4 separate regions of the Homo sapiens genome follow, and all the other regions are linked to region 2. The links are chromatin loops, found by intact Hi-C in ENCODE. Cell type or tissue: CD4-positive, alpha-beta T cell. All regions are shown on one strand. Links, peaks and the distances in the headings refer to the core of each region. The heading gives the core; the rest is flanking DNA.

The links. A loop is a pair of places that touch in the nucleus more often than their neighbours do. Peaks named below come from ENCODE experiments on the same cell type or tissue, not always from the same donor. Only the 100,000 strongest peaks of a DNase experiment are listed, where the experiment ranks them.
Region 1: it touches region 2 in a loop (12-fold over the local background); 2 of 110 quality-filtered maps call a loop at or near these places.
Region 3: it touches region 2 in a loop (16-fold over the local background); 80 of 110 quality-filtered maps call a loop at or near these places.
Region 4: it touches region 2 in a loop (3-fold over the local background); 26 of 110 quality-filtered maps call a loop at or near these places.

What each region holds. Positions count from the first base shown.
Region 1 is chr2:190,086,108-190,092,345 of GRCh38, reverse strand. It overlaps a transcript of AKAP19 not described here. Among named protein-coding and RNA genes, the nearest start is that of MSTN, 26 kb to the right of the region's middle. In CD4-positive, alpha-beta T cell, for the core only: CTCF peaks have their summits at 3,134 and 3,333 (motif pointing left); a DNase peak (open chromatin) is centred at 3,285.
Region 2 is chr2:191,027,809-191,034,046 of GRCh38, reverse strand. STAT4 (signal transducer and activator of transcription 4) reads left to right here. Exons shown (of 24, transcript NM_003151.4): 19 at 42-136; 20 at 421-557; 21 at 898-1,089; 22 at 2,531-2,597; 23 at 2,967-3,075; 24 at 4,181-4,471. The coding sequence ends at 4,207. STAT4-AS1 (STAT4 antisense RNA 1) reads right to left here. Exons shown (of 3, transcript NR_136318.1): 2 at 2,950-3,162; 3 at 1,733-1,875. Among named protein-coding and RNA genes, the nearest start is that of STAT4-AS1, 9.4 kb to the right of the region's middle. In CD4-positive, alpha-beta T cell, for the core only: a CTCF peak has its summit at 3,327 (motif pointing right); a DNase peak (open chromatin) is centred at 3,316; H3K27ac peaks cover 889 bases.
Region 3 is chr2:190,778,675-190,784,912 of GRCh38, reverse strand. No RefSeq gene overlaps it. Among named protein-coding and RNA genes, the nearest start is that of GLS, 99 kb to the left of the region's middle. RefSeq lists a cis regulatory region at 2,886-3,249. In CD4-positive, alpha-beta T cell, for the core only: CTCF peaks have their summits at 2,902 and 3,105 (motif pointing left); a DNase peak (open chromatin) is centred at 3,072.
Region 4 is chr2:190,847,123-190,853,360 of GRCh38, reverse strand. No RefSeq gene overlaps it. Among named protein-coding and RNA genes, the nearest start is that of GLS, 31 kb to the left of the region's middle. In CD4-positive, alpha-beta T cell, for the core only: CTCF peaks have their summits at 2,442 and 2,650 (motif pointing left); a DNase peak (open chromatin) is centred at 2,640.

The sequences.
Region 1 (6,238 bases), core at 770-5,769, 940 kb after region 2:
TAATATCAAGGTCATTTTGACCTAAGGGCAGGATTTACAGTAAGTACATTCTCTTACACAAGGAACAATCAATAAACTGGAAATCTTAGAGGCCTTCTTGGAACTGGAGTTAATCAGCAGTCAACATGACAAATTAGCATCCAGATAATTTTGCTTTAGCCTCCACACACATATTTACAAAAAGATTTGCCATTAAGTATGTGTTTTGAATATTATTATAACAAAAATCTGAAAGAATCTAAGTGTCCTACTGTAGAATATTAATGAAATAAATTGCCATATATTAACATAACATAATACAATATAGTATAGTCATGTTTAATGATAAGTCATTTAAAAATGTGTAAAAATATTTAATTTCTGAGGAAGATATTGTAGTCAGTCAATTTGTTTATTTACTGAGTAGATAAACAAAAATATTAATATTAATTACTCCTGAATAAAGGAATTATGAGTGATTTTTAGTTTTGGCTTTGTGTTTTCTATATTTTATAAATTTTCTGTGATGAATATGTATTACTTTGTAATCATATTATTTCAAGTATTAAAAACTATTTTAGAAACCAAGAATTTTAAGCACATTTATATTTTCTGTGTTTATAATTAGAATCCTAAAATTCTGTAGTTGAAAGGGATCACAGGGATATTCTGGTACAAACTCAAGATCGAAAGTTTGGCCTCTAGAAATTTAAGACATAATTTACACAATCAATTAGGCTTTGTAATCAATAAAGTAGATTACATGGCCTCTTCAGTTCTTAAAATGGTTCTATTTGGGCTACTTGTGTGTGTGTGTGTTTAACAAAAGAGGATAAACTACTAATTTGATACAAATAAGTTCTCTTCTACTTTAAGAAACATAGGAAACAGTTCTTTACTTTCAAAAGTAGGTCACTCTTGTAGCATATTTTAGTACAGTTTGAATAAATTCCTTTCAGTTATTATCAAAGTATCCTAGTGTTAGAATTCCTGTGAGATAGCAGACTTTCTGAAATAAATTCATATGTGTCAAACTGGAACTTTCTGTAATAATATTTTTCAGTCTTTTAGAATTAAATTTAAAATGAGTTTCTGTTTCAGTCCCTGAATGTAGACATGTGCCACTGACGTGCTGACAAGTTATCTGATTTACATGGCATTAGAAAGTTTCTTTTTAAAGGCAGTATATTGTTGAACTTTATAGGCATTTCCTATTCTTAGAAATATGAAGCAAAGTGTCAACTGGTAAACAGTAAAATTCAGTTCTCAAATTGTGTGGATGGTTCTTCTATTAATGTGTTAGCAACTCTACAGTAAAAATATCAAAGTCTTTTTATAAGGCTTACACCTTTGAAACAAAGTTATTCATTTATTACAACAAAATTTATGTTATTACCTATTATGTGCCAGGTATTGTGCTAGATGCCAGGGTATGTCTGTAATAAGCTAGAGTCCATGCCCTTCAGGAGCCTACAGAAAAGAGCGGACATTAAAAATAAGCAGGCAATTAGACTACAGTGCGCTAAGTATTAGTACTGTGATAAGAAAGTACTAGTGGTAGGGGAGAAGTAGGACAGGACATTGATAGAAACCATTTGAGGGACCTGTTCAGCTCACACACTTTTCCCTGGGAGTCACCTTCTGCCTTTTATCAGAGCCTTGTCTGAACTATGTACCTCCATCTTTCACACATGATCAGGCAAGGGATACAAACCTTACACAGGCTAGGACTCAAAGACACGTGATCAGTTAGCTATGGCAGCTAACTTGGTTATATAAAATCAAGACTGAGGTGGTTGTTTGAGGCTATACATAAGTAGAAAAAAGACTGTTCTGAAGAAGTCTGGAGAGGAGACTCAATCCACTTGGGAAGAATCTGCTTTGAAGCTATCTCACTAATGTGCCTGGCGAATTGGTGCTGGCTATTGACAGGAGGCCTCAGATCTTCTCCATGGCACTGTTTGAGGCATGGCAGCTGGCTCTCAGTGAGCAATCCAAGAGACCAAGGCAGAAGCTGCAATGCCCTTTATGACCTAGTCTCAGCAGTCATACACCATCACTTTCACTGTGTTTGTCACCAGGCCATCCCCTACTTACTGTGAAAGGAGTGTATAGAAGGCTTTCTTCGCTTGCTAACAACTAGAAATAAACCCAACTACCTGCCTAGATGAGGACTTTAACACAATAATATTGGAAATGGCAGCAGCAGCAGGAGTGCTGCAATTGAAAAGGGTAATATCAGTCTCTCCCAAAGGAGCAGGCAGGTAGTTATAAGGAGAAAAAAGGGACAATGAGATTACATTTGCACACCATACACCTACAAGAACTACTCTAGGTTAAGTAGAGTAGTTTGGGGAAAGGGGCATATATACCAGGCCAAAGGACTAGAAACACTGCTCTGCATGGTGTAAGAAGTTAACTCTCCTTGACTCCTAGCACAATTGAACCAGTGTTAGGTTTTGCATAGTATATGGAATTTGTGGAGGGCATTTGGGGCAGACTGAACCCCTCTGGAGTAGTCCTAAATTGAATCATAGTCCTCAAGAGTCCTAAGACTTAGGACGTAAGACTCAAGACTTACTCTTAAAACTTAGGACTCTGGGGAGTCCTGTGGTTTTTCGGGAGTAACACTTTGCTGAATGTCTACCTTTGAGCATCAACAGTGATCCTCAAATTCTTTATGGTGTATGTACAGTCACTAAGTTTTTAGGGCAAAAACATGTAATATTGAAATTAGAACTGGCGTTGAAATCCTTACCCTGCTCTTGGATATATGAACTAGTCTATTCTGGCTTCATGTACGTAGCAAGTTAACTATGGAGGAGTAGAAGCCATTAGAAGAATTCTAGAATTTTCAAAAAGGGGTTCTAAAGGAGCTGAATACATTTTTCAGGTGTACATAGAATTTTTAAAAACCTTCAGGATAGGACTGAATTTTGTGTTTTGTTTTAATGTAATCTCATATATTTAAAGAAATATACTTACTCATCACAGTTCTCAGAGGCAAAAAATTAAACATAGCTAATCAAATAAAATATATTTTTCTGAAGGACCCCAGAGTCAAAGGAAGTAAATGATCTCCAATTTCAGCGTAAAAATAAATAAATAAATAAATGAAAAGAATCAGAGAACAAAAACAGCAACAACAAAACCTAGTTGAAATGGACATGCTGAGTACATTTGAAGATCGATTTGGATTACATTTAGGTACAAAGAGAGTCTATGTCTCAGATGGAAAAATCAAGACAAAGGGTAACTGTGATTTGCACACAATCAACTACAACATGAAAGAGCATTGGACTCAAAGCTCGATGTGGCTATAGTGACCCCTGCTGGAGCCTATCTTTTAAACTAAAAACCTAAGTCAGGGCTTCCATGAGAATAACTAAAATTTTCATAGAAAAACTGATTTTGAGAGCTGGGAGAACGCTTAGAGGACATTTAGCATAACCTCCTTACTTCATAATTGATGAAACAGGCCTTTGGCCCAGAGAGGTTAAATGACTTGCTTTAGGTCACACAGCTGGGATTACCAGAATGTAAAGATGTCTCCTCAATTCTTGGGCCTGTTTCCATCAGTGGAGTTTTCTGTTACAACTAATAAAAGTATCTATAACACACAAAATGAGATGTCCAGGAAAAATCTCTTACACTGATTTTAAAATATTCACTTGATCTAGTTAACTAAAACTCAATTTTGCCGAAGAGAGAATTTCTAATTGATATTAACATGATACTTTTTTTTTCTTTAGCCTTTATGAGTTTATACAACTTTGTATCTGACTCAAATTTATTTTTGGAATGTTAAGTAGTTCTGTCCTTCACTAGGTTACCTATGTTCCACATCTCTATTTTAATCTTTTTGAAATATTTATTTGGATATTCTTTTTACGTCCTTTTCCATTCTTTGCCTCTAAAACTTGTTGATAATGTACTAAGCAAAGGGACAAAAAGGAAACGATGGTAAAGGACCTTATACTGGGATTTTCTGGAAGGCCTGACTCTGATTCTTACCCTCTACTCAGAGCTCTGGGACCACCCACTCATGAGTGCTCTTTGCATCTTCATTTTTCTTCTACCAATCAATACTTCTCTTTCTCCACTCCTTAAATCAGAGGTCCCCAGACATATCACGATCATGGGGTTTGTGCATTCACTCTCCTCTCACTGTACCAGAAGGCATAATCCTGGTCCCTGATCATATTCTTAGGTAGTTATGGAAGCTTTGGCAAAGTCACTTTACTCCTTCCACATTTCCTTTCTGCCATCTTTAAAATAGGTATAATAATATCAGCTATACATACTTTACAGTGTTTCAGGGATGATCTCTGTAATTTTTTCCTCTCCAATTATTCAAGCAGGTAGCCAGGTTCTTTTCTACTTTTTTGTGTGTGTCCGGAATTTTTTGCATGGGGAAAACTTAAGCCATCTGAGGTTTTAAAACTCCTTATCTTTTATACAAAAGATTATGGTAGGAGCCCTGGAGAAGGAAGGGAGAAGAGGGCTTTAAGTAAAAAGAACAAGATAGAAGATTGTCCCATTCTGACTAGAAAGGTTATAGAGGTTTATTGGTTTCATGACCAATTGGGAACACTATAGAGCCTGCTCTGAGGATGCCCCTGAGCAGGGTGGAAAGACCTCAGGGTGGAAGGGTTCATGATGTATGATTCAAAACCTAACTGGAAGACAGACAGAAGTAGAGATCGACATTGATTCACAGGCAAGTGGCACTTTGGCCAAGGAGTCAGCGGGTTGGAAAACAGAATTTGAGGAATGGTTAAAGGGAGGCCTGAGGAAGAGTTTTAGGACGGGCCTCTCAGAGTAAGCAGAGTGAGAATATCTGTGTCCCAAATTAATGCTTACTAAAAGGCATCCACTGTAAAACAGATTCTCAGTAATCAAGTAAAGAGTATGGCCAATCCTGTGGATGCCAGTTAGCTGCCTCCCCTAGCTACCCTGGCGCTTGTACAATGGGCCCATGAACACTTTGGCCCTAGCAACGGGCATGTTGATCACGTGTGGGCTTAAGAACATAGGATTCTTTTCTCCCACTATGATCTGGCTAGTCTCACTGATGAGAGATTTAAGGAATCTGAGTTGAAGAAATGGTTTCATGTCTGTTGGAAAAATCTGACTTGATTAAATGGTAGAATAATCTATTGACAACTTATGTTGCCACTTGTAAGACTAGGTTGCTGTCCCACAAGTTATTGTATATTTCCCAAGCCAGCAACTAATATATAATGCTATTTCTTCCATAGCCAGAATACTTAGATCTGAAAATGAAAGTGTAAAAGTATTGGTGGTTCCATTATTATTCCTAATGACCTACTCACATAACTTTTGTTTCCAACCTCACAATGTTGTGCTCTTAGTTTCCATGGAAGGAATACTTTTTCCAGGAAACACTAGAAGGGTTCCTTTGAATGGAAGCTGAGACTGCCACATCAGCCACTTTGAGGTCTTCAAGGCACTGAACCAACAAGGAAAGAAAGGGATTACTGTATTCGCTGGGACAATTAATCCTAATCATAAAGTGGGAAAAGTGGTGGTACTACAAAACAGAGGGAAGACCATGTCTCAAAGGCAAGACATTCTCTGAGCAACTCCTTTCATATCCATATCTGAGCAATTCCTTCCATATCCATGGTAAAATTTACAAGATTAGAGCAAACCAAGCCAAGCAAGAACCACAATGGTTCAGATATTTCAGGAATGAAGGTTCAGGTCACTCTGACTGATAAATAATAACACCTAGCTAAAATGATAACTGAGCAAAGGGAGCATGGGAAGGGAAGTGGAAGAGGGAGTTACAAATACCTACTATGGCCTCATAAATTGTGTAGACTGCAACCATCGTGCATATTTTCTAATGTTTCTCTTTCCCCATCTTCCTTGAGGTCTTTGAGGATTTGAACCTAATTATGGAATAGGTCAGGGTCTGGAAGTGATAAGTAGTGAGAATTAACATTTAGGAGATTCGTCATCTTCCTGCAAATAAACCACCTCAGGTGAAATTATTACAGGTTATCAGATGGAAGAGGAGGACTGCTCCTACTAACAACTAAGACTCAGTGGAGTTTGTTAATTCAGGCAACAATTGGTGATATTTTAAGGAATGTTTTGTCATTACATTGTACAAATTATCAGTATCCTATTTTCCATTGATAGTGAGGCCATTACTGATTTCAAGTCTAATCTATGTGTATGTTAACATCCGCAATGTGCTTATACTATGTGATAGATTTCTTTGGAGGAA
Region 2 (6,238 bases), core at 785-5,784:
TTAAATAATCATTGTCTTAATGTGCTTGTCTATTCCTGTAGGAACATTTACCTGGTAAATCATTTACCTTTTGGACATGGCTTGAAGCAATATTGGATCTAATTAAGAAACACATTCTTCCCCTTTGGATTGATGGGTAAGTTATAGGCTATATTTTTCATATGAGTTAATTATGTTCTTTTTTTCTGTTGTTATTGGTTTTCTTCTTTCTTTTTCTCTTAAGCATGTTTAGTACCACAGAAAAAAATAGTTGCAATTTCTTATTCTTTGTGGAGTGGCACTATGTATATTAATCTATATATGAGTATTTCAGGTAAGAATGACTTTTGATTACACTCAAAACAAACTGTAGGTCTTTGTAAATGCAATAAGTGAAAATCCAATAATGATCAGATGAAATAATGCATGTTCTATTTTTAGGTATGTCATGGGCTTTGTTAGCAAAGAGAAGGAACGGCTGTTGCTAAAGGATAAAATGCCTGGCACCTTTTTATTAAGATTCAGTGAAAGCCATCTCGGAGGAATAACTTTCACCTGGGTGGACCATTCTGAAAGTGGTATATACTCACTAATGTTTATTCATGTGAAATTAGTTTTCTTAAATTTGGTTACTGGGATTTCAGTTTTTGGAAGTGTATGGTGTGTTGATCTGTCTGTGATGTATTCAGTGGGCTTGAATATTAGTAGTTGCAGTTGTCTCAGAACAGGGTACCTATGAATTCCAAAAAGTCTATCGTATGCACAATCTATACTGTCCAGACAGCAGAAGGTCTGACATTGAAGTGACATGAACTGACAAGTCACTCCAGTGGCATGAAGATAATGTGGGCAGGGAAGAAATGGTCACAAGGAATGTGTACAGGAACCTGTATATTTCTCCAATTTCTGTTTTTCAAGGGGAAGTGAGATTCCACTCTGTAGAACCCTACAATAAAGGCCGGTTGTCTGCTCTGCCATTCGCTGACATCCTGCGAGACTACAAAGTTATTATGGCTGAAAACATTCCTGAAAACCCTCTGAAGTACCTATATCCTGACATTCCCAAAGACAAAGCCTTCGGTAAACACTACAGCTCTCAGCCTTGCGAAGGTTAGGTTTTTCTGTTTGTTTTTGTTTTTTTTTCCTTAAGATTTTGGAAAATAACCTCATATTGGAGCAAAGTAAATGAAGTTCCCCTTCTTGTTTACTCTGATTTCTGTAAGATCTAAGGGCATGTGGAGGTCAAAGCCTTAGAAATGAAGTGGTATGTCAGCAGTTCCTGAAAAGGGACCGCTGGGCTTTCTAACACTAGCGAGTAATAAGCAGCTGTAACTAAACTTCACCATGGCCATGGGGGCCTCTCATAGCCACTTGGAGAGCTTCAGTTTTCTCCTTTGTAAGACAGAAGTGGTGCAGGCTTCATGTCTATGACTGAGGGAAAGGAAAAGAAAGAGGGGGTAATGATGAGAAGCTTTTAATAGTAAAACAAGTCTGTATATTGCAAAGGAACCCCAGGGTTTATAAGTTTTATATTTTTAACCTTACTGTAGTCTTACAACTCAGGGTATTTGTTCATTTGCTAGGGAGGGGACCTGTGGATCTCTGCTTCATCCTCTCCCTCCCCCACACTCCCAGCCTACCTTTCCTGGTTGTATCCTAGGACCTAGAGCAATGTCTGGCTAAAAGAGGGATTCAGTAAATATTTGTTGAATACATAAAAGAAAATTTGTTAAATTACTATGCAATTTTAAGGTACGTTCACCATTCTGTTTCTTTAATGAAAGTGTATACAATCCATAAAAATCTTCATCTATAGCACTAAATCTTTGGGCACCATCATGTAGAATATCCTACAGTTGTCACTCACAGACTTGCAGCCACCTGACTTCATGCCCTCTGAAATAAACAAAAATACAAAAGAAAATAAAATCAAACAAACCTGTGGCTTTTCAGTGACTTTCAACAACTGATAAAAATGAAATAACAAATATCAATGCAACAAATTAGGGTTGGAAAATTGGAACAAATACTAGTTCAACATGGTATACCAGAGAAGTTTGGGGAATTTTTCCAAGGTGAGGTTTGCACATGACTGTTACTACAGTACAATGATACTTTTGGGAACACTGACATCTGTACTTCAAGAACGTTTGCAATCATAAGATTCTGATTGGTGTCAATTTTAATGAAAAGAACTGGGTTATTATATCTCCCAAAACATGACTCAATCAGTCCTTATAATCAAACATAAATGAAACGTAGAAAACAGGTAATAGAGTTGATTCTCAATTTTTCCCACACAGTTTAGAGGCATTAATATGTAAAGTCAGATTAGGCCTGCCAAGAGATTTGTTTTTCTCTTCTTGCACATTTTATGCTTATCTAAAAGATTGTGTCCCCTATTTAACAAAACATTTCTGTGTATCACCGAACAACTGCGTTATCTCTCTTCCTCTTATCATTGTTAATATTTTTCTAGACTCTTTTTTCCCCAGTTTTATTGATAATATTGACATTTTTTTCCCCAACATTGTGCCTTTTTGTTTTCCAGTTTCAAGACCAACAGAAAGGGGTGACAAAGGTTATGTTCCTTCTGTTTTTATCCCCATCTCAACAATGTGAGTAATGTTAGTCACATGTGAAATATTTTTATAAAAAGCTTTCCTATAGGAGATTTAAAGGTAGAGCAGAGTACACATAACTGAGAACAAAGCATTGTAATGTGCAATGTCCCATTTCCTTTAATACATAAGGCTAGCCTTCAGGGCACACTTACCACAATCTATTGTGCCTAAAATTATAAAATTCCCCTTTTATATGCCATATATGCCACAGTAAGTTGAGTGTTCTGATATGAAATGATGAATTAGATAACTCAATGTCACAAATAGATGAAGCCCTAGAAATGAGTTCCTGACATAGTAAGTCACCGTGAACTATTATTATTTTTTAATCCTTGTCCATATTGACCTTGTTATCTCTTTAAGCCGAAGTGATTCAACAGAGCCACATTCTCCATCAGACCTTCTTCCCATGTCTCCAAGTGTGTATGCGGTGTTGAGAGAAAACCTGAGTCCCACAACAATTGAAACTGCAGTATGTTCCCTTTATTTTCCATTGCTGGTCAAAGGTGTTTCCAACGATGCAAAGGTGGTGTGTGAATCAAAGGGGCTGAAATACTGCCTGGGTAGGGAGAAAACACATTTATTGGAACAAATTCATGAGCATAACACAAAAGGTGTCTGGATGGTCCTGCGTGTTGCTGATATTATGCGTATTGAAAGCAGACACCTTCAGTTACTTAAACTGCTTTACGTTGTTTCCACCAGAAACCACCAGAGGGCAAAATATTCCTATACCCTACTCAAGCACACTATCGCTGCTTGCACCATGGGCCCCCTCACTCCCCACCACTCTCTACTTTAGCAAACACCATTTATTGGTCAATATTTATAAACCTAGTATACTATCTAGTTTACTAGTTACTTACTATCTAGTAAACCCAGTTTGCTATCTTAACAGTGCAAACATCACAAATTGCAATTTTTCTTGATTGTGACTTGCATTTCTAGAACCCGGAGCCTCATCAATAATATATGAATAACAGTCAATGGCATAATAATGCTCTCCTTTTTGAGAAATGAGTCATAATCTTTAATGCAATAATGTTATTTGGGATGCATGCTATTTGCTCTTATCCACCAATACTGTCAATGGGTTCAAACCCCCAATTTACATGAAAGTGAACATACATCAGAATAATATAATAGAAACTTGGAGAGACCCTAAGCCTCAAAAAATTTTTATCTGGCTGGCTTTTAGTCCTTCTCTTGAAGATTTCCATAGATGAAAAATTCACTTTACTTTGATAGCTTATTCTAATGTTAGTTCCCTTAAATCGTCAAGTTATTTATGTCTAACTGAACATTTGCTACATTTTGCACCCATTTCCTCATTATGTTTTTGGTGGATAAACAGGCCTTTTTCTTAAAACACTTTTCTGTCTCCTTGAAAGGTACCTTTTATTTTAGACTGATCAACCCCAATTACTTTTGCAAATACTTAGTTTAAGTATTTTAACTAGGTAATAGAAAAATTATGGAGTAATTCGTAGAAAAGAGGACGTTTATTTGCCCAAGAAATAGTGATTGATTTGAAAACCAGTAGTTTCCTCAAAGATTATTTTCATTTTTAATTTTAGATGAAGTCTCCTTATTCTGCTGAATGACAGGATAAACTCTGACGCACCAAGAAAGGAAGCAAATGAAAAAGTTTAAAGACTGTTCTTTGCCCAATAACCACATTTTATTTCTTCAGCTTTGTAAATACCAGGTTCTAGGAAATGTTTGACATCTGAAGCTCTCTTCACACTCCCGTGGCACTCCTCAATTGGGAGTGTTGTGACTGAAATGCTTGAAACCAAAGCTTCAGATAAACTTGCAAGATAAGACAACTTTAAGAAACCAGTGTTAATAACAATATTAACAGAAGACTCGCTTGCCTGTGTTTGGTTTATTTCTCATTTTGTCTCTCTGGTGTTACTACGATTTTAGCTAGAAGATGTAAGTGTTAATGTTTCAGGGTAGGTCAAGAATAATAAAGTCACACCTACACCTCAGCAAGAAGGCGTGAGGGAAAAGCCAAATAAGCCAATCAGTATGATGAACGCTAGCAGGCATGGTGATCACAGTAGATCCAAGAGGAAAGTCGTGATGGGACATTAGCAGAAATTCACGGGGCATCCAGGGTTGAATTATGAAGCCTCCTTAGTGCCATGTCAACGTTATTCCAACTATGGGGTTCAACAGCTGCTGGTTCCAAAGGAGGAGGGATCCAGAGTCATTCCTGGTGGTATCTTGGGCAAACTGCACTGATTTTACAGGTATTGTAAGCAGACACATGGGTTAAAAAAATAATAATTTAAAAAAACTCATGAGGACTAGGAGGATGAAATGAGGACTAGGAGAATAACAACTCTGGCCTTGGGTAACTGATTTTATTCATAGGTTGCTCATTCTTCATCTCTAGAAGAGGTAAGACTATGTGGGTTCTATGATCTTTCCCAGCTCTAATAGTCTCTCTGGTCCTAAGAATCCAACCTGAGACTGGGGAAAGAGGTTTAGGATGAGATGTTCCATTCCTTCAATTTTCTCTAGTAAAGAGGAAGGGTAGTTGGTTTCCTGGATAGTAATGTATGTGAATTGCAAGTCTATTTTGGTCCTTGCCTCACCCCTACTGGATGTTTAGTGGTGCCATTGCCCAGCTGCTGTCCTTAGTAATAGCATGGAGCTCTCCAGTGCTCAAGACCTGGAGAGCTCTCTATGCCTGCTGAGCCCTGGGGATGCTGCTGAATCTGTTGAGCAAGTAATGCTACTGAGGCATCTGCCATGCCAGCTGCAGAAAAATCCAGAACCAGGTTTCAAGATGAGCCCTGACTGCAGAGTCAGAGATGGCAGCCCCCTCTGAAGGGCTCTTATTTCATTCCTTCTGCCCACCTCCTGTCCTCCAGGCAAACCAAATAGGCAGAGGCTAATGTTTGATGGAAAAGAGTTCAAAGGAATAAAAGCTTTTACTATAACCTGCCCTTTCCCTTAGAGAGATTCCATCTGAGCAATCTCATCCCACCCACATGTGCCCAACTGGCTCCTAGATTATTCCTATGGAACAAACTCTCCACCTGCCCCAAGGCCAGTTCCTTTACTCCTTTGTGAGCGCCTAAATGCTTTTAGGGTGGAGGCATCTGTTTGATGGAAGGGTGCATCTAACTGGAGGTGCATCCTCCCAGTCTCTACTTCTCTCCACAAAACCCGGTTTTCTAAAATTTGCCTGACACGTGTATCAACTGGCAGCAGAATTGGATGAAATAATTTAAACTGGAGCATGACTATTACAGTTTTATCTTTAAAGAAGTAATTTCCTACCAGGAAGTGCTCTTAAACAATTGGATTTAGACAAAATAGATTGCAGAAGCTCTTTGCTCCCTGGAATTTATCAAAAGTACAATGGACTCCTACCTATTTCACAGAAGTTTTAAAAACTTGTCAATTTAGAGCCTGGTAGCAGAATGCCAAGGTTTTCTATGTGATCACAGTCATCATTGTTATTTGGGGGTACAAAATGAAGGACATCTGTAGTTCATTTTCCATAATATGGACAATGGCCACGTTATAAAAGTTCAATAAGTGGCTATTTTTATTTAGATTCAGAAAATCAAAACTAAATTATTGACCCCAGAGTTAAGAGTTATTTCTCAAGATTG
Region 3 (6,238 bases), core at 823-5,822, 250 kb after region 2:
AGCTGCTTGCTTTCTTCCTGGAGGCCAATAGAAAATCATCTCTCTTTTCAAAGGCTCACCAGATTCTGTTAGGCCCACCCAGGATAATTTCCCTTTTGATTGACTCAAAGTCAACTGATTAGTAACCTAATGATGGGGGTGATATCCCATGGTTCTGCCATACTCAAGGGAAGGGGACTATATAGGACACACATACCCGGGGGCCATCTTAGAATTCTGCCAATACAGGAGTGATGACAGCTTCCCAGAATTCTCCTTTATAGAGTTCTGCTTATATCTCATTGGCCAGAATGAGATACATGAGATTACATGGCTGCCACTAGCTGCAAAGAAGGATAGTAAAGTGAATATTCAGCTTTCCCAACTTTTGTAGTGAAGCTGAGGACAGGAGAGGAGCTGGGAATGGGTGTTAAATTAGTCTATCAACAGAGTTTCCCACACAGTCAAATCCTTGAGACACCTTAATTATAGAATGGTAGATCTGAAAGAGGATGTGAAGTACATTTAATATAACTTTTCTATTTTCTAGATGATGAAGCTGAAAAGACCTCATGTGAAGTTCTTGAAATCACATTATTTGCGCTAAGCAAAATCTAGTAACACTAGAATATTCAGCTTCTCTGGTAGTTTAGTTTATCAAACCTCCAAGAGAAAAGGTATAAAAAGGTGTAACACAAATAGTAAGCTAATGAACAAATAATTTCTTTTGAAGTTGATCATGGATCTGTTTTTTTTTAATCATATAAAGCTGGTTTTTACATTCTAATCCTAACTGATGGTGCCATGAGCTTGAACAAGAGGGACAACTGGTAAAGCATAGGTGCAGAAGACAAGTCTGCATGAGTTCCGAGAAAGAAGTCACAACTCCCAGCTCAGGAAACCAGGCAAAATATCAAAGCAGGCCCAGAATTTGAGATAGGCATTAAAGGACAGATCAGATGTGACATAGGAAGATCAGTGGAGGATATTCCAAGTAGATGGAAAAATGGAAACAGAAGTAGATGTATTAAACTACAAAATGCATAAAAGCAGAGATCAACTCCATTCAACCAGGCTGGTTCCAGAGAAATCTCTTAAGGGGCTGCTTTACCAGTCTAGAACAGAGGTAAAGCTGGCTTGCTCTAGGAGGGTGACCATGGAAATGAAAATGATGACAGTGAATGTGGAAAGAAAGTTGTATGTGTTGATTGGACAGGACTTTCCACTGAGTCTGTAAGTACAAGTCTTACTCATCTCATACTCCCAGGCCCATATCCAGTGCCTGCACATATCAGATACTCAATAAATGCTTTGAGTAGAATTTATGGGTGATTTGGTACAGAACACAAAAAAATAGATCAAGGACTCTGAGTTGGAGCTCAAGAGTGAGTACAGAACTGAATAGAGGGTGTGGAGTTCAGTTTTAGACATGTTGAGCTCCAGGTAGCCTCCTGGATTCCAGGGATGATGTCTAGAAGACAATAAGGGAAAGACACCTGAGAAACAGATAGGTATGGAAATGTATATTTGCAGTCTGCAGCTGTGCAGGCAAAAAGAAAAGGCAGTGGAGAGCTTTAGGGAATGCATACATTTAAGAGGGAGGAAGAAAATGAGTAGATGGGGAATTGACTAGAGAAAATGGGCTGTGCGTCCAAGAAAACAAGGGATAGGAGTGTCTAGAAGCTAGTGACCAGCAGTTTCCGAGCACGTGGGCTCAGGAGAGAATGGGGGAAAACAGATTGCAAGAATTTCAGGAGTGAGTTGAGAGGGAGAGCCGACGGTTGGTATCAAGTTCTTTTAAAAGTTTAAGGATGGCTGGGTGTGGTGGCTCAGGCCTGTAATCCCAGCACTTTGGGAGGCTGAGGCGGGCGGATCACAAGGTCAGGAGATCAAGACCATCCTGGCTAACATGGTGAAACCCCGTCTCTAGCAAAAATACAAAAAATTAGCCGGGCGTGGTGGCGAGTGCCTGTAGTCCCAGCTACTTGGGAGGCTGAGGCAGGAGAATGGCGTGAACCTGGGAGGCGAAGCTTCCAGTGAGCGGAGATTGCGCCTTTGCACTCCAGGCTGGGCGACAGAGTGAGACTCCATCTCAAAAAAAAAAAAAAAAAAGAAAAAAAAAAGAAAAGAAAAAAAAAGTTTAAGGATAAGAGAAAAATCAGCAGTGACAGAATCAAGGGAAGGTGGTTTGGAGTATTTGCTTTACAGGATGAGGGTGACAGAGAGTATCTGCCTGGAAGAATTGGTCGGAAGAAAAGGGGAGAGTGAATATAAAAGAGGGAATCCTGCTGAGGGGTGAGGTGACAGGGTCTGAGGTTGCTGGAGGGTGGAGGAGGCACTCATTGTCCTCTGAAGTAAGAGGAGGAAAAGGGGAGAGAGAAGGAGAGGGAGGCTTTCTGCCTTGTGCTTTCTGTCACTAACTGGCTCTGGGGAAGCTTGGGTCATTATGTAACCTCCCTGAATCTCATCTGTAAAGTCATTGGCCTAGGTGAACACTGGAGTTGGACAAACTATTATCTTGCCTCAGACATTTTACTCGAGACTCCCTCCCCTCGCTTGCTGTCCTCATCCAATCAGTTACCTGTAATGGTGATTATAGCAATAATAGCAGAACCATTTATTGCATGTCTCAAAATATCCAATTGGGATGAACCCCCAAAAGCTACATGGTGAAGAAATTGTTCAAATGTAACTTGAAGGATAGTGTGCATGTGTGGTGTGTGTGTGCGCGTGTGTAAAATGTCTTAGTTCAGTTTATCTAAAATCTTATAGGAATGCTTATAATGGCTTTTCTATTCTTTCTTCTATTTCTTTCCTGAGTTCAATCAACTTTTATTTTATTTCTTCTTTTTTTATGTCTGTTTCTGTACCTAGTTTCTGAATGTGTAATTTGAAGTGTTTTTCCATGTTCCCAAGTGCTTGAGGACGTTGAATTCAGTTCAGTGTTGTGTTAGTTTTCTTCCACTTTGCCATTATTTGGGGGAGGAATTTTTCTCAGTTGAATTGCTTGGGTTCTTTTTATTCTGGTGATTTTGCTTAGATGAAGACTTTGATCCGCCTTTCTGTGGACAGGGCTGGAAGGGTTGGGGTGGTTGCAAAATTCCTAGGTCAAGAGCGCCCTCTTCTGTCAGTGTGGCAAAGTATAACTTCTTTTTCTTTCTTTTTTAAAATTGAACTTATTATTATTATTTATTATTATTATTTGGAAGGGGAATGATGGGAGAAGGGGCTGGGCTACCTTCAGTTTTGCAAGGGAAGAGATTCTTGCAGGTTCTTCAATTTCCCTCTCACTGCAAGATTTCCAGAGCTCGCCTCTAAAAGAGGGTCCCTTTGACCCTTTTTACCAGGATGCCTTACTTATCCTTCCAAGACCATCTCCTCTCACAAAAAGTGGGACAAGACCATCTCCTCGCATGCAGCACATATGGTTAAGTCCCTTCCCAGTAGTAAGTAGCCTGATCTACCAGTGTGCTTTTCAGTATTTTCAAACTTAGCGCCGACGTTCTCTCTCTGGTGGTTGTTTCAGATCAATCTAAGGTCCACCACTAGCTTCCCTCTTGTCTACTCTGCACGGATTTTCTCCAGCTGACTTTGTTGGTTCCTGAAGGGCTTGTATTAGGAGTGGAGGAGGCAACTTGCTGGGGTTTGGTGTTTATTTTTCTATTTACAGTTAATTTGAAATTTGGACATTTCATGTCTTCTAGTTATGTAGAAGACATGGGTTTTATGTAGTTTCATTTGATCTTCTTTATTGTTTTGGGAGAGAGTATGTTCAAACTCAGATTTATATCACCACCATTTTCTTGGCTTCTCAGAATTTTTCCATAACATATACTCTAAATTTGTCTAATTTGCCAATAAGATATATAGGAGTTCATTGACTCAAATTATCTCAGGGAGCTCTTTAAGCTCTTACATTAATTAAGAATTGAATTGAGCTACTGGTGAAGGAGATTCCCCTAAACAAATTTGGGGCTTTTCTTGTGTAACAAAAATTTCAGAGGTAGGTGGTAGCGGGCATTGGCTCAGCAGTGAAGACAGACCATGTTGATATCTCCATGACATCTTAACCTCTCCCTCACAGGTGCCTGTGATTACAGGAGGGTTGCTCTACCTCCAGTGTGTCATGGCTATAATCCAGTCAAGAAGAAGGGCAGAGTACAAAGGGTAAAAGGCACTTGTTAACTGTCAGCTCCATTTTAAAGGTCTTTCCTGAAAGCCCCATCCAAAAACTTTTGCTTATACCTGGGTTCAATGACAACCTCTAGCTGCAAAGGAGAATTAGAAATGTAGTTTTTGTTTGTTTGATTTGTAGTAGTTGATTTGTTTTTCCTGAGCACATTATAGCTCCCCCTCAAACACACACACACAAAATGGGGGAGATGTTAGTAAGGATAGGAGAAAAAAGAATATTGGATAGGCACTAAAAATTCCCCTCTGCAACTCTCCAAGTCCAGGAACAGAGAGTTTCTGGTCTCACATCATTGGCTCAGAGACAATATCCAGACCAATGATTACCAAACACCTTTGGGAGGTTCTGAGAGAAGGCTGTGTCACGACAGGTAAGAGAATTACTGGAGACTGACCAGCTGCATGGAAAAGGACTGAAATAAAACAAGGCTAAACACTGCCCCGGGTTGATTTACCCTTACTTTGGGAGTCAGCCTAAAAGCTAATAAATATGTTTTTTTTTTTTAAGCAGCGTATTAGGAATTCCCCAGTTTGTAAACAGGGACACAGTTCTTCTCTTTTCCCTTCTTTCTCTAAATGGAAATAATTCTATAATGAAACAAATTATTTAGGAGTTAAAGCCTAGTGGAAGATCATCTGTTCTCACCATGGAAAACTCTAGTGGATTAATTCATTCCCAAAACACTCAGCCATCTTACCTGCTACACAGACACACACACACACACACACACACACACACACACACACACACACACCTATAGAGACTTCTATATATGATACCCTCATTGATATATATCTGTTATAATTGTTGATAACTGTTAACTCAGCTATGTGAAACTAGTTTTGTAGTTTTGTAGGTACACCAATCCTTTAAGATTCATTTCAGAAAATAGAGAAACAGACACTTAAAAATCTCCATCCTCAAAGACAAGCACTCAAGTTTATAAACACACCAATTTATTTACTCCAGCAGACAGAATCGTGGCATATAATGATTACGTTTTGATCCACAGAAAACTCTCGGGAGATGTGAATGTCTGGCTCTACCCCTAGCTAGCAGTGCTATTTGGGGAAGCAACTTAATCTCTCTGAACATCATTTCCTTGTCTATAGAAGAATGGAATTTGTATGACTGTTTTTGTCAAGTTATAAGATCCTATCATTTTGGAGATTCTTATGTTCAATTAGCCTTTGTTCAGTGTCTGCTATGTGCTAGGCACTAATCTATGTACTATGGACGTCTTATGGGGTAGTAAAGCACAATGGGGAAGATTTCAAGCCAACTCAAAGGAGAAGGTGAATAAAATATCTAGGAAGAAATTTAACCAAGGAGATGTGCAACATGAAAACTATAGTTAATAACAATGTATTGTTTACTTGAAAATCACAAAAGAGTAGATTTTAAGATTTCTCGTTACAAAAGTAATTATAAATAGGTGAGGTAATACATATGCTAATTAGCTAGGTTTAGTCATTCCACAAGGCACACATATTTCAAAATATCATGTTGTACACTGTAAATATATACAATTTTTATTTGTCAATTAAAAACAAGACAAAAAAGTGCTATAAAGCAAAACAAAACAAAAATTTAATCAAGGAGGTAAAAGACTTGTACACTGAAAACTACAAAACATTGCTGAAAGAAATTAAAGAAGACCTAAATGAATGGAAAGGCATCCCATGTTCCTGGGTAGGCCAACTTAACGCTGTTAAGATGCCAATACTACCAAAGCAATCTGGAAAAGCTGATACATATGGAATTATGAGGAACCCTAGATAGGCAAAACAATCTTGAAAATAAATAACAAAGTCAGAGGCTCACACTTCCTGATTTCAAAAGTTACTATAAAGCTACAGTAATCAAAACAGTGTGGTACTGGTATAAAGATAGACACACATAGACCAATGGAGTAGAATTTAGGGTCCAAGTGGAAACCTGTATTTCTATGGCCAAATGATTTTTGACTAGGGTGCCAAGTCCAGTCAATGGAAAAACAGCAGTCTTTTCAGCAAATGGTGTTGGGACAGCTGGATTTTCACATGCAAAAGAATGAAGTGTGACCCC
Region 4 (6,238 bases), core at 674-5,673, 180 kb after region 2:
GTCCAGCTACTTGGGAGGCTGAGGCAAGAGAACTGCTTGAACCTGGGAGGCAGAGGTTGCAGTAAGCCAAGATCGCGCCATTGCACTCCAGCCTGGGCGATAGAGCAAGACTCCATCTCAAATAAATAAATAAATAAATAAATAAATAAATAAATAAAATGGATGTGTCACATTATGCAAAATATAGATGTCTCAGAAATCTTGGTTCTAGGCCTTGAGAAAATACATTTTCCATTGACTTTCAAAAATGTCTAAATAAAAGACAGTCTCATGTCCATGTTGCCTAAAAATTCATGCCTCAAAATGTAATAGGGACAATTTTTTCTGTAAACATATTTAAGAATTGTCAAAAATAATGTACTTTTGGATCCAGGGACACAGATATCCTATGCAGTGTTTTTTTGCTAATTGGAAGAAGGTGGTCATTTGTAGAGGCAGATTAAGCCTCCCTCCTGCTCCAGGGCATGAGGTTTGACGAGCGAAGTTGGGTCTGGGCTTCGGTACCTTGGCTGCTCCAGTAGGTGTCTGTGTAATGCTCTCACTAAAAACCTGCCTGTGGCAGCCCCACTGGCATCTCATAGTCGAAATCTTCTCACCTCTAAGGTGGACCTGCGATTTCTACTAATCCATATATTTGCTAAACTCTGGACTCGCTAGCTAGCGTTCTTGTCCTGCCCTCTTTTACTCACTTTCTACACTCTCACCTTCACCCCATCCTGCTTTCTTAGAGAGAGACCTCCTTAGAGCCAGAGGGGACTGACAGGCACTTGTTAGCAGGAACCATGGCATTTCACAGTGGTCTTCCCAGCATCTAGTCAGTAGCCGGCATGTAGAAGAACTATGTAAATGAATGAGTACATTTTAGAACTATGTGTGACTATCTCACTGGTTAAGCCATCCAACTTTATGTCATTTGATTAGGGGCAAATTTGATATCAAAACCTTGAAAAAAAGTAATTTCTATACTATTGTTCTGATAGATTATCTGTGCTTAGTGCTTCCCAGCAATGCAACAAAATATGTTTTGCTATGGTTTTATTTTGAAATCCATAGATTTATGATTACATAGTAAATACAATGTAAGAAAAGTTATATTGGGTCTATATTAGTTGACATTTTAACTAAGAAATATTCTGAATCTGAAAGACTGATTATTCTATTTTTATAATCCTGAACCATTCTCTCTCACATTATAACACCCAAATTTTAAGTTTCATTATGGTTGAGCTGATAGAGATTGTATTCAAAAAGCAATGTTTCTAAGGTTCACGCTCGAGAGAGAATGAAATAGGTAAGAAGTTGAGAAACAGCATCTAAGTAAATTTGTTATGGCAACTGTGCCATTCTTGCTTTTACCTGCAACTAAAGCAATGACCAGATACCTAACTGGTTTGAGTTAACAAAATATACAGCATCTTTAGGAGGGTCCTGACGCCTCCAGAATGTGGATCCAGGATGAATACAGAAATTTCTGTTTCAGTCAGAGGATAAGAACAGAGATAGAATAAGTTGATTTAAAGTAATTAAGCATTAGTGAAAATATATATCAGTATCAAAAGTTCGATCATTTTAAAATACCTTAATCTCATCTTAATGTTTAATGTTTGTATTACTTGATGGTGCAATGTCCTTTTGTTTTGTTTTGTTTTTGTGACGGAGTCTTGCTCTGTTGTCAGGCTGGAATGTAGTGGCAGGATCTCGGCTCACTGCAACCTCTGCCTCCTCAGTTCAAGCGATTCTCCTGCCTCAACCTCCCAAGTAGCTGGGACTGCAGGTGCATGCCACCCCACCCAGCTAATTTTTGTATTTTTAGTAGAGATGGGGTTTCACCATGTTGGCCAGGATGGTCTCCATCTCTTGACCTCGTGATCTGCCTGCCTCAGCCTCCCCAAGTGCTGGGATTAAAGGCATGAGTCACCACACCTGGCCCCATTTTTAAATAACCAAGTTAACATTTTTAAAGAAGTCTAGAAGGTTAATGCAATATAATCTACCTTGTAACCATACTTCTTGCCATAGCCTGATTGGATAAGAGGTTCATCCACTCAAAATGCCACAGAGGCCAGGTAGGTAAACTGAAGGAGGCTGGATGTAAGCACACGAGCATAGATGTACATTGAGTGCTGGAAAGTGCCTGGCTATTTAAGTGGGGCAGCTGGGTTCAGCTATAGCTAATGGTTATCTTGAGGGAATGAAGAGCTAGTAATTGCTAGATCTTCTGATTTTTCAAGAAAGACTGAAAATCCATATTGTTATGTGGGCACTCCTGATTATTAGCTGTTGGCTTAAATTTAAAATGAGCAAGACCATCCTGGCTAACACGGTGAAACCCCGCCTCTACTAAACAAAATACAAAAAAATTAGCCGGGCGTGGTGGCAGGCGCCTGTAGTCCCAGCTACTCGAGAGGCTGAGGCAGAAGAACGGCGTGAACCCGGGAGGCACAGCTTGCAGTGAGCCGAAATCGCACCACTGCACTCCAGCCTGGGCAACAGAGCGAGACTCCGTCTTAAAAAATATAAATAAATAAATAAATAAATAAATAAATAAATAAAGCAAGCCAACAAACCATTTGAATCAAACCAAATATGGCTGCTGGCCACTCATTTATTTCTGGTCTGACCATGTGATATTTATTGCCCCCTGGTGGTGGCTTTCCTCAATTCTAGCTTTAATTTTAAGAGATGTGACAACGAATTTTGGTGTTTGGCTAATTTGTGAAGGGGCATAGTCCTGCTGGGTGGGCGAGTTGCCCACTTCCAACATCCGTGCCAATGCTTTCTTAGATTGGCACAAAAGGCAAAGTGAAAATAAGCTCTCAAATGATAGTTCATGAGTCAAATACCAAAAAGAAATATTCACTAATACAGATATTGTATGATAATAAGTACAATATGGAGGTTTTTGTTTGTTTGTTTGTTTTTGTTTTGTTTGTTTGTTTTGAGACAGAGTCTCGCTCTGTCGCCAGGCTAGAGTGTAGTGGTGCGATCTCCGCTCACTACAACCTCCAACTCCCTGGTACAAGATATTCTCCTGCCTCAGCCTCTCAAGTAGCTGGGATTACAGGCACGCGCCACCACGCCCAGATAATTTTTGTATTTTTAGTAGAGATGGGGTTTCACCAGGTTGGCCAGGATGGTCTCGATCTCCTGATTTCGTGATCTGCCCGCCTCAGCCTCCCAAAGCTCTGGGATTACAGGTATGAGCCACCGCACCTGGCCCCAATATGTAGTTTTTGAAAAGCATATATTATCATATATTCAGGATGCTTTCTGGGCACAGTTAAAGCTAGGGGTGCCAAAAAACATTGGATCATTGTCTTGGGCTCTGTGGCTGCAGGACTGAGCATCTGGACTGTGACTCACTCAGGCAGTTGGCCAGTTCCCCAACTGGTGCTAAAGGAGACCTGAAATACACTTTTCTCATCTGTAAAATATGAGGATAATAATCCTACCTGGCTCGTGGGGTTATAAGACTCACTGTCCTCAATATGTGTTAGGGGGAAAATTCCTACAGATATATTAATATATGCAGTAAGCTCAACCTACTACCCTTGGTCATCAAGACAGGCAGGTAGGACTCTCTTGTCTTCTATGCACACCCTTGGCCCATACTGGGTGTGGTTCTTTTGGGACTTCCTCATTCTCTCCTTTAAGGTTGATTTCTTTTAAACTGATGTTCCCATATAAACATGTTTGAAGCAGAAAATGGTAGATTACAGCATGATTTGGACTGTCTTCCACTCTCACGCCAAGGTCTATCCTGTATTTAGAGCATATGAAAGATGTGTCTGCTTGAAAGTAACTTGAATAGTAATTTGTGGCGGAAAATTACAGGAGCCCATCAGAAGGGGATTATTATAAAGCACCACCTTTCACATGGGAGTTAAGAATGCCTTCATATGGACTTCGTTTGCATTTTTAAAAAATTGGAACACTGAGGCAGCAGAAAAGCCTCTAAGTTTCCAAACAAGTAACTTAAAGCCATGAATTAATGGGCCCAGGAGTTTTTTCTTTTTTAAATATAATACCAGGCCGGGCGCGGTGGCTCACACCTGTAATCCCAGCACTTTGGGAGGCCGAGACGGGCGGATCACGAGGTCAGGAGATCGAGACCATCCTGGCTAACACGGTGAAACCCCGTCTCTACTAAAAATACAAAAATTAGCCGGGCATGGTGGCGCGTGCCTGTAGTCCCAGCTACACAGGAGGCTGAGGCAGGAGAATGGCGTGAACCCGGGAGGCGGAGCTTGCAGTGAGTCGAGATCGCGCCACTGCACTCCAGCCTGGGCGACAGAGCGAAACTCCGTCTCAAAAAAAAAAAAAAAAAAAAAAAAAAAATATATATATATATATATATATATATATATATATATATATATATAACCAGAACTTCCTCTAATTAAAAAAAAACTTTTAGACGTTAACTTCCATATTTTTCATATTTAAATGTGAGAACGTAATGAAGAAAAAGTTGCTGCTGAAAGTTAAAATGTACTTACTTTTGTCATGAGAATTATGAATATTAAAGTGAGAAAGTTTTATTTCAGAGAAGACACAGTATAGCATATTAATACCAAGAATGAAGGAGATGATAAAAAGTGTGCATGGTTGTGTAAGTGAATACTACAGCATATATATTCAAAGGATTCAGCAGAAAAAGTTATGTGCTTGTTTCAATGCTACTGCCATGGTTCAAAAGGCTTTTGGAGTTCCTTTCTTTGAACTATCTTCAAATCCTGTTCACTTTGAAAATTACTCACATTGGTTTATAGTCATGCTTCATATTCAAATCACTTGGGTAATGGTTAGGCTTTGGGTCTGATCATTATACAAACTAATGTAGGGATTGAAGAAGGTTTATCAGGGAAGCAGAGAAATCAGATGGAGACTGAGACTCTTCAAAATCAACGAATCATAGCGTTTAAGGGGCCGGGCATGGTAGCTCATGCCTGTAATCCCAGCACTTTGGGAGGCCAAGGCAGGCGGATCACCTGAGGCCGGGAGTTCGAGACCAGCCTGACCAACATGGAGAAACCCCGTCTCTACTAAAAATAAAAAAAAATTAGCTGGACGTGGTGGTGGATGCATGTAATCCCAGCTACTCGGGAGGCCGAGGCAGGAGAATCGCTTGAACCCGGGAGGCGGAGGTTGTGGTGAGCCAAGATTGCGCCATTGCACTCCAGCCTGGGCAACAAGAGCGAAACTCGGTCTCAAAAAAAAAAAAAATCATAGCATTTAAAAAGATATATAAATTATAAATATTTATATAGCCATAGAGATGTCAGGAAGTCTTTCTTTGTGACAAAATATTTTCTCTATCCTAAAATAGCACTGTAAGCAATATAGCAGAGGGCTCATCCTTCATATAAGTGTGGTATTTTAATAAAAGAGGGAAATGAGAAAAATAGTTGATCTTATGCAGAAACTCCAAAGTCCTCGTTGAGAAATATGGAACAAAGTAGAGCAAGTTAAACTATTAGAGAGAACAGATGGAAGCTTCCTCCTGAGATAATCATGAGCAGAATTCTTAGTACCTTCCTGGAAAATTTTGAATACATCCATCTTCTCAATTTTTTTTTTTGAAGAGGGAAATATTTATGAAATGAGTTTGTACAAGACTGGCTGCAGTTCAAGTTTTGCAGAAACAAGCTGCTTATCTAATTCCTGTCTGAAGGACATTTATTTTTATTAGCAGAAATTGCACCAGCTATCCAATGCCTCCCCTCTTCAATGGGAAAAAAAATCTTGAGAAAGTCCTTTGAGGACTTTTAATTACACCTCAAATAATTCCATATTTGTATTATCAACTGTACACACACACACCCGATTGAGAGAAAATACGTAGATAAAGATATACACACATCTTAATAGAAACAAAAAGGAAAATATATTTGCATATTCATACTAAAGACCTTCTAAGTAGTTCTGTACGAAGAATAATAAATTTATGTTTGAAAAACTTACTTTATTTACAAATAGACATGAAAATGTTGGCTGAAGGTAAATTCCTGCTATAAAACATGGTCCTGAAATTTGGTTTTGAAATTCATGTACCCTGTCCTTCACTGAAAAACAGAATGACTTTAATGAAGATAAAGAACTTTAGTTCAAACATGCATTAATTTAAAAAATTCCAGTAACATATGAACTGTAAATAGGAGCCTTGTTTTGTATGCAAGTTTGTACCTTTCTGAAGCCCATCTTTCCAGAGGATCATGACTGATACCCAGGAGACCAC